Regions from separate parts of the Homo sapiens genome. Here region 2 is linked to region 1. The links are chromatin contacts, found by Hi-C in ENCODE. All regions are on one chromosome and are shown on one strand. Each heading gives the region's core, a stretch centred on a gene start or an enhancer-like site at or near the end of the contact. The rest is flanking DNA. Distances are from core to core; before and after follow the strand shown.

Region 1 (3,674 bases), core at 111-2,610:
CACCCAAGCCAATCGGGCCTTTAACTGCTCTAGGTGACCCTATGTTCCAGAAACCCCCTGACAAAGTTGATTTAACTGTTCCTCCACCATTCTTAGTCATAAAAGATACCCTCCAAAAAGTTCGAGAATATCTAGATAGGCAACAACAGGAACGAGAAAATAACATCCCCTGGTATCAAAACATGTTCCACTGGAACCCCTGGCTAACTACTTTAATCACTGGGTTAGCTGGACCTCTCCTCATCATACTATTAAGTTTAATTTTTAGGCCTTGTATATTAAATTGGTTTCTTAATTTTGTAAAACAATGCATAGCTTCTGTCAAACTTATGTATCTTAAGACTCCCCTTGTTAAAACTGAGGAATCAATGATTTGATTCCCCAAAAACACAAGTGGGGAATGTAATGCCCAACCTGGTTTTTACTAACTCTGTTTTTAGACTCTCCCTTAGCTAAGAGAGCCAGACAGACTCCATCTTGGCTCTTTCACTGGCAGCCCCTTCCTCAAGGACTTAACTTGTGCAAGCTGACTCCCAGCACATCCAAGAATGCAATTAACTGATAAGATACTGTGGCAAGCTATATCCACAGTCCCCAAGAATTCATCTGATTGATAACACCCAAAGCCCCACGTCTATCACCTTGTAATAGTCATAAAGCCCCTGCACCTGGAACTGTTTACTTTCCTGTAACCATTTATCCTTTTAACTTTTTGACTACCTAACTTCTGTAAAATTGTTTTAACTAGACCCCCCCTCCCCTTCCTAAACCAAGGTATAAAAGTTAATCAAGCCCCTTCCTCAGGGCCGAGAGAATTTTGAGCGTTAGCGGTCTCTCGGTCACCGGCTAATAAAGGACTCTTAATTCGTCTCAAAGTGTGGCGTTTTCTCTAACACCCCTGGGTACAACACACTAACTCACTGTGTGGTACTAAGTCCTTTACCCTTGCTGGGTCTCAGTTTCCCTATGGGAGAAGGTGCACATGTCCCTCAATTCCTTGCGACGGCCTCTAAACCAGAAGGGGATGCCAAGGGGCGGGCACACATACCCAAAAGGGCGCCCCCGGAAAGAAAAGCCTGGGGCGGGGCCTCAAAGGGAAGAGAATGCTGAGGGAGGGCGGGGGCCGCGGGGCCTCTGGGCATCAGCGTCATGCAGGGAGGAGCCTGCCGGGGAGGGTCTGACGGGCTTGGAGGCTGGGCCAAAAATGGTAAGTCCTCACCTGTCTGGTCCGGGCTCAAAGAGCCAGGGCGAGGGATGCCCCAGCCTGTTCTGTGCGCGCCTCCCCCTGCCCCGCCCCCGCCATGCCCCAGGACTCCTGCACCCGCGGCTGCACGTTCCCGTTTCCGCCAGCCACCGGAACTGCGGCCCAGCAAAAAGGGAAGTAGGGGAGAGCACGGCACTGTTCAGCCAACACTAAGAGACAGGTACAGCGCACCCTTGTGCCCGGAGGAAGGATCGAAGCCGTAGAGGCTCCATGGCTCCGAAGGAAAAATTAAAATGGCACCTAACCTGGCAATCTCTGTGAGTCCCAATGGCAGTGTCTCTGCACCTGCTGGGCACATTTGAAAAAATATGAATAGAATTAATTTTTCACCTATTGATTAGATGCTGAGAAACTTCCTACTCTGTTATCTTCTAGATGGCGAGCACCTTGAAGACTGAGATTGTATTGATCATCTCTGACTAACAGGGAATTTGCCTTGCTAGTTTTAAGATGGAGTTGATTTTAAAATGATGTCACTCTGGCTCTCGTAGGCTCCTGCTTCCCTAACAAAAAGACCTTCAACATCATTAATTATCAGAGAAATGCAAATCAAAACAATGAGATACTACTTCATACCCCTTAGGATGGCTATAATATCTTTAAAAGGAAGATATCACATACTGGTGAGGAGGTGGAGAAATCAAAAGCCTCATACACTGCTGCTGGGATGGGTGCAGTCACTTTCATGGGCGTCCGTGTGAAGAGACCACCAAACAGGCTTTGTGTGAGCAATAAAGCTGTTTATTTCACCTGGGTGCAGGTGGGCTGAGTCCGAAAAGAGAGTCAGCGAAGGGAGATAAGGGTGGGGCTGTTTTATAGGATTTGGGTAGGTAAAGGAAAATTACAGTCAAAGGGGGCTTGTTCTCTCACGGGCAGGAGTGGGGGTCGCAAGGTGCTCAGTGGGGGTGCTTTTTGAGCCAGAATGAGCTAGGAAAAGGACTTTTACAAGGTAATGTCATCACTTAAGGCAAGGACCGGTCATTTACACTTCTTTTGTGGTGGAATGTCATCAGTTAAGGTGGGGCAGGGCATACTCACTTCTTTTGTGATTCTTCACTTATTTCAGGCCATCTGGGCTTATATGTGCAAGTCACAAGGGATGCGATGGCTTGGCTTGGGCTCAAAGGCCTGACATTCCTGCCTTCTTATATTAATAAGAAAAATAAAAATAGTGTTGAAGTGTTGGGGCGGCAAAAATTTTTGGGGGGTGGTATGGAGAGAGAATGAGCGATGTTTCTCAGGGCTGCCTCAAGCGGGATTAGGGGTGGCGTGGGAACCTAGAGTGGGAGAGATTAAGCTGAAGGGAGGTCTTGTGGTAAGGGGTGATATTGTGGGGATGTTAGAAGAAACATTTGTCATATAGAATGATTGGTGATGGCCTGGATATGGTTTTGGATGAATTGAGAAACCAAATGGAATAACAAAAGGAGAAAAACAGGTATAAAAGGTCTAAGAATTGGGATGACTCAGGATATCTGATTAGAGAGTGCCTAAGGAGATTCAGCATAGTCCTGCCAGCAAAGATTATTTATTTACTTCAAGAGTTAAGAGTGGCAGTTTGTGGATAGCACCTGGAGATATCAGCTGTGATGGCTTAGAAAAACAATGTAAACAAGAGCAGGGCAGTGTAAACAAGAGCAGGGCATGTATGAGTAGTTGAGAACGGTGAATAGGAGTATGACTAGACAGAAGATAGCAGGGATGACAAGTTTTTTTGGGGCACAGTCTAAGTTGGTCTGGTGTCTGGAATAAGACTGGGGCCTAATAAAAAGGAGCATCTATACAGGAGCTTAAATGGGCTGTACCCTGTAGCATTCTGAGGACAGGCCTGAATTCTGAGAAGGGAAAGTGGTAAAAGTATTGTCCAGTCCTTTTTAAGTTGGTGGCTGAGCTTGGAGAGGTGTGTTTTTAAAAGACCTTTAGTCCATTCTACTTTTCTTGAAGACGGAGGACTGTAAGGGATATAAAGGTTTCACTGAATACTAAGAGCCTGAAAAACTGCTTGGCTGATTTGACTAATAAAGGCTCGTCTGTTATCAGACTGTATTGAGGTGGGAAGGCTAAACTGAGGAATTATGTCTGACAGAAGGGAAGAAATGACTGCGGTGGCCTTCTCGGACCCTGTAGGAAATGCCTCTACCTATCCAGTGAAAGTGTCTACCTGAACTAAGAGGTATTTTAGTTATCTGACTCAGGGCATGTTGAGTAAAGCTAAGTTGCCAGTCCTGGGTGGGGCAAATCCTCGAGCTTGATGTGTAGGGAAGGGAGGGGGCCTGAATAATCACTGAGGAGTAGTAGAAAAGCAGATGGAACACTGAGAAATTATTTCCTTGAGGATAGATTTCCACGATGGAAATGAAATGAGAGGTTCTAAGAGGTGGGCTAGTGGCTTGTACTATAGCATAACCTG
Region 2 (4,144 bases), core at 15-2,514, 2.4 Mb after region 1:
GCTGCTACAGCGGGCAGCTGCCGGGGGCTTGGCCATGCTTACCTCCATGCGGCCCACGCTCTGCAGCCGCATTCCCCAAGTGGTCAGTGCCTCTTCTCAGTGGGGGAGGAGGGACGGACCAGGAACTCCCAGCAGCAGCTGAAGGGGGCAGTCCTAGGGTGTGTGGGTGTGTCCCTTGCCAAGGTTGAGCCTGTTGCCCAGGGGTCATATCTACCCTGTTTTTCTCACAGACCACACACTGGCTGGAGATCCTGCAGGCCCTGCTTCTGAGCTCCAACCAGGAGCTGCAGCACCGGGGTGCTGTGGTGGTGCTGAACATGGTGGAGGCCTCGAGGGAGATTGCCAGCACCCTGATGGAGAGTGAGATGATGGAGATCTTGTCAGTGCTAGCTAAGGGTGACCACAGCCCTGTCACAAGGGCTGCTGCAGCCTGCCTGGACAAAGCAGTGGAATATGGGCTTATCCAACCCAACCAAGATGGAGAGTGAGGGGGTTGTCCCTGGGCCCAAGGCTCATGCACACGCTACCTATTGTGGCACGGAGAGTAAGGACGGAAGCAGCTTTGGCTGGTGGTGGCTGGCATGCCCAATACTCTTGCCCATCCTCGCTTGCTGCCCTAGGATGTCCTCTGTTCTGAGTCAGCGGCCACGTTCAGTCACACAGCCCTGCTTGGCCAGCACTGCCTGCAGCCTCACTCAGAGGGGCCCTTTTTCTGTACTACTGTAGTCAGCTGGGAATGGGGAAGGTGCATCCCAACACAGCCTGTGGATCCTGGGGCATCTGGAAGGGCGCACACATCAGCAGCCTCACCAGCTGTGAGCCTGCTATCAGGCCTGCCCCTCCAATAAAAGTGTGTAGAACTCCACTGTGTGCCCTGTCCTTGGGCAGGGAGGGCTGCTGTGAGTGGGAGTCTCTGAGTGGGTGAGTGTGGGTGAGTATGGGTGTGAGCTGGGCGTGGGTGAGTGTGCAACGGAGCTTCACAGTGGCAGACCCACCTCCATGGAAGGAATCCAATGGATTCCCCAACCAGGGCCCACTGAGTTGCTTCTTAATCCTACTGGAGGGACAAAGGGTAAGCCTAGGAAGCTAATCAATAAGAAACTCACCAGGTGCGGTGCCTCAAGCTTGTAATCCCAGCGCTTTGGGAGGCTGAGGCAGGTGGATCACTTGAAGTCAGGGGTTCGAGACCAGCCTGGGCAACAAGCAAAACTCTTTCTCTATAAAAATACCAAAAAAAAAAAAAAAAAAAAAAAAAGAGCAGAGTGTGGCGGCATGCACCTGTAATCCCAGCTACTCGGTAGGCGAAGGTTGCAGTGAGCCCAGAGCGCAGCCTCCCAAAGTGTCGCCTGGGCGACACAGCGAGACCCTATCTCAAAAAATATTAAACTATCCCAAGAAATAAGTCGTTTAGGGTAGAGACTCCCATATGCTGGGCCTTCAGTACGTTTGTCTTTATATTGGGAGTCCTCTGTGGCCTCCGCTGAGGGCGCTGGGGCGGGGGTTGGGGTTGGTGGCCAGCTGAGCCTGGTTGAAGGGCGGCTTGGGCCCCGCCCACCACCCCAGCACGTTCGAGGAGGGCTAAGCCCAGCGTGAGGCTCGTTGGCTCGACAGAGGCACGTGACGGGTCCTGAGCCAATCCGTGGAAGGTAAAAGCTGCTTCCTGTTGGGGCATGAGTCCGGCGCGTGTCGGGTTTTGAGCTGCCGCGGTCCCGGGACTGAGGTGGGTGGCGGGGTCCGCCCGTCTTGGGCGTCACTCCTCGCCAAACCTTTAGCTCAAGTCTTAATGAATGTCCTCTCTGTGGTTCTAATCCGAGCTCCAGCCCCACGGGTTCCTGCAGGGGCGGGACCACCTGGCCCAACCTCTGCCTTGGTCCAACGCCCCCGGTTTCCTCCAGGGCCTTGGTCCAACGCCCCTCGGAGGTTTCAGCCCATTTCACAGACCGGGCCGCAGGGCCCCGGCGTAGGCCTCGGGACCGGAGAGGCCCTCAAGGGGAGTTGAACAGGGCTGCGGCCGCCGCGCCCCGGGCGGCGACGTCACCGCCCTTGCTGGTGATTGGCCGCCTCGCGCCGCGCGCCCTTCAAACCTTTTCTCCCCGTGGCTGTCGGCGCCCGCTGGGCGGGAGGCCTTTCCGGAGGCGGCCGCTCTGCGCCTCGGCGTTTCCTCCAAGGCTGCCCACCAGAAGGACCTGCCCGAGAGGGTAGAGGGCATAGGGTCAAGATCAAGGTCAGAGGCCCCCTTGGGTTGGGAGAGGACACGGAAGGGGTTAGGAGCCCAGGAACTGGGGTCTCAGGAGAGACCCAGGATCTGACTTAAGAGGCCTGAAAATGCCCATGCAATTCTGCTTCAGCCCGGGTGCAGCGGCTCACGCCTGTAATCCCAACGCTTTGGGAGGCCGAGGCGGGCGGATCACTCGAGCCCAGGAATTTGAGACCAGCCTGGGCAGCATAGCGAGACCCCTGTCTCTATTATATTAAAAAAAAAAAAAAACAAACCCGCTCCAGCCGAATCTGCTTGAAGTTGGCGTTGCTGTTGTAACCACCAGACTGTTTGTCTCCCCATTTAACGGTTAGCTCCTTGGGAGCAGACAGCTGTCCTCACTGGCAGAGGAGGAGCGCTCAGTAAATGCTCGCTGGACGAATAAATGGCTAGATAAGGTACAGTTGAAATTCTGTCTGTATAAGTTTCTCAAAACCAGTAAGATGTCCAGGGATAATTTTTTTGTCAACACTAAATACTGGATTCAGTAAGCTAATACTGTGTGTTTATCATGGCATGTACTCGCACCAAACCCTTTATTTGCATTTATTACAATTCTGTGAGGAAGGTTCAAACAGCACCGCCCCCACCTCCCTTTGTAAACTGAAGAAACGCAGTTGGACTCAGGTGGATTGGCTGCGGTCCCAAGGCCCCGCTGAGTTGCAGAGGCACTGCCTCCCAAACGCTCTTCTGCGTTCCGCTGTGGGGAGAGGGGCAGAGCACTGTGTGTGGAGTTGGTGGGACCTGATTTCAGCGCTCTGCCCCTCTCTGTCTGGCTGTATGAGTGTGTAAGGGTTACTTTGTCTCAGAATCTCCTCTGTAAAACGACCATTTTGGTTCCCAAGATTACATGGGATAAAGTGCCAGATGCTGGGAAGCTGCGGGACGGGGTGGGGGTGTCGGGGGCGCTCGGATCCTAGTCCAATGCCTAAAGGACAGGCCACTTCGTACCCACTTTGTGGCACGCTGAGCTTGAGCCAAAAGGGAGGACAGGGAAAGTGCCTCTAAATATTTGAGCATCTTTGTAAATCCGGTAGGGCATTAGTCAGGGCGCCTGCTCAGCGAACCTTCGTGGCACGGACTCTGCCTTTGTGGTCGGGAGAATGATAGTTTCTCCATTTTACAGATAAGGCAGCTCCAGCCCCTGGAAGGCCAGAGACTTGCCAGTGTCCCACTAGCGGGCTCTTCGCAAGAATCCCCCCGGGCCCGCCGCAGCCAGGCGGCGGCCGGCAGAGGGCGCTGCTCGGGCATGGCGGAGGAGCGGCCGGGGGCCTGGTTCGGCTTCGGTTTCTGCGGCTTCGGGCAGGAGCTGGGCTCCGGACGCGGGCGCCAGGTGCACAGCCCCAGTCCGCTGCGGGCGGGCGTCGACATCTGCCGCGTGAGCGCGAGCTGGAGCTACACCGCTTTCGTGACCCGTGAGCACTCCCCGCCCCGTCCCCACTTATTCCAGCCGCGCTCCCCAGTCGCCTCCCCGCACCGCTGTGGCCAGTCCAGTTTGTCTCCCCCGTTCAGGCCGCCAGCCCCACATTCTGGGTTGGTCCCCAATTCGACCCCTTCCCAGGAACACCCCGCTCCCCCCATCCCCGCCGCCTCCATTCTGGCCACCCTGCTCCAATCCGCCCCGCAGGTGGAGGCCGCTTGGAGCTGTCGGGCTCAGCCAGCGGCGCGGCGGGCCGCTGCAAGGACGCGTGGGCCTCGGAGGGGCTCCTCGCGGTGCTGCGCGCCGGGCCGGGGCCGGAGGCGTTACTGCAGGTCTGGGCGGCCGAATCGGCGCTGCGTGGGGAGCCATTGTGGGCCCAGAATGTGGTGCCCGAGGCCGAAGGGGAAGACGATCCGGCCGGTGAGGCCCAGGCTGGGAGGCTACCCCTGCTGCCCTGCGCCCGTGCC

What was found. Hi-C counts contacts between places; a loop is a spot of excess contacts on that map. Pooled maps may share reads with other maps.
Region 2: a map of CD8-positive, alpha-beta T cell shows a loop between it and region 1 (9-fold over the local background). The contact joins the promoter of RCCD1-AS1 here to the promoter of DET1 in region 1. A Hi-C loop is called at or near these places in 2 of 168 maps with a recorded cell type or tissue (CD8-positive, alpha-beta T cell and naive thymus-derived CD4-positive, alpha-beta T cell) and 5 of 50 pooled maps.

Annotation. Positions count from the first base shown.
Region 1 is chr15:88,545,321-88,548,994 of GRCh38, forward strand. DET1 (DET1 partner of COP1 E3 ubiquitin ligase) reads right to left here and starts at 1,361. Exons shown (of 5, transcript NM_001144074.3): 1 at 1,220-1,361. LOC124903547 (a long non-coding RNA gene) reads left to right here and starts at 1,265. Exons shown (of 2, transcript XR_007064748.1): 1 at 1,265-1,521; 2 at 1,640-2,013. RefSeq lists a silencer at 1,165-1,524 and an enhancer at 2,091-2,965.
Region 2 is chr15:90,953,229-90,957,372 of GRCh38, forward strand. It overlaps RCCD1-AS1 (RCCD1 and UNC45A antisense RNA 1), which reads right to left and starts at 1,265. Exons shown (of 2, transcript NR_170325.1): 1 at 1,107-1,265. UNC45A (unc-45 myosin chaperone A) reads left to right here. Exons shown (of 20, transcript NM_018671.5): 19 at 1-82; 20 at 231-865. The coding sequence ends at 488. It overlaps RCCD1 (RCC1 domain containing 1), which reads left to right and starts at 1,656. Exons shown (of 8, transcript NM_001017919.2): 1 at 1,656-1,720; 2 at 3,384-3,672; 3 at 3,885-4,144. The coding sequence starts at 3,507. RefSeq lists enhancers at 13-513, 1,338-1,892, 1,693-1,802 and silencers at 2,023-2,152, 3,383-3,612, 3,733-3,782.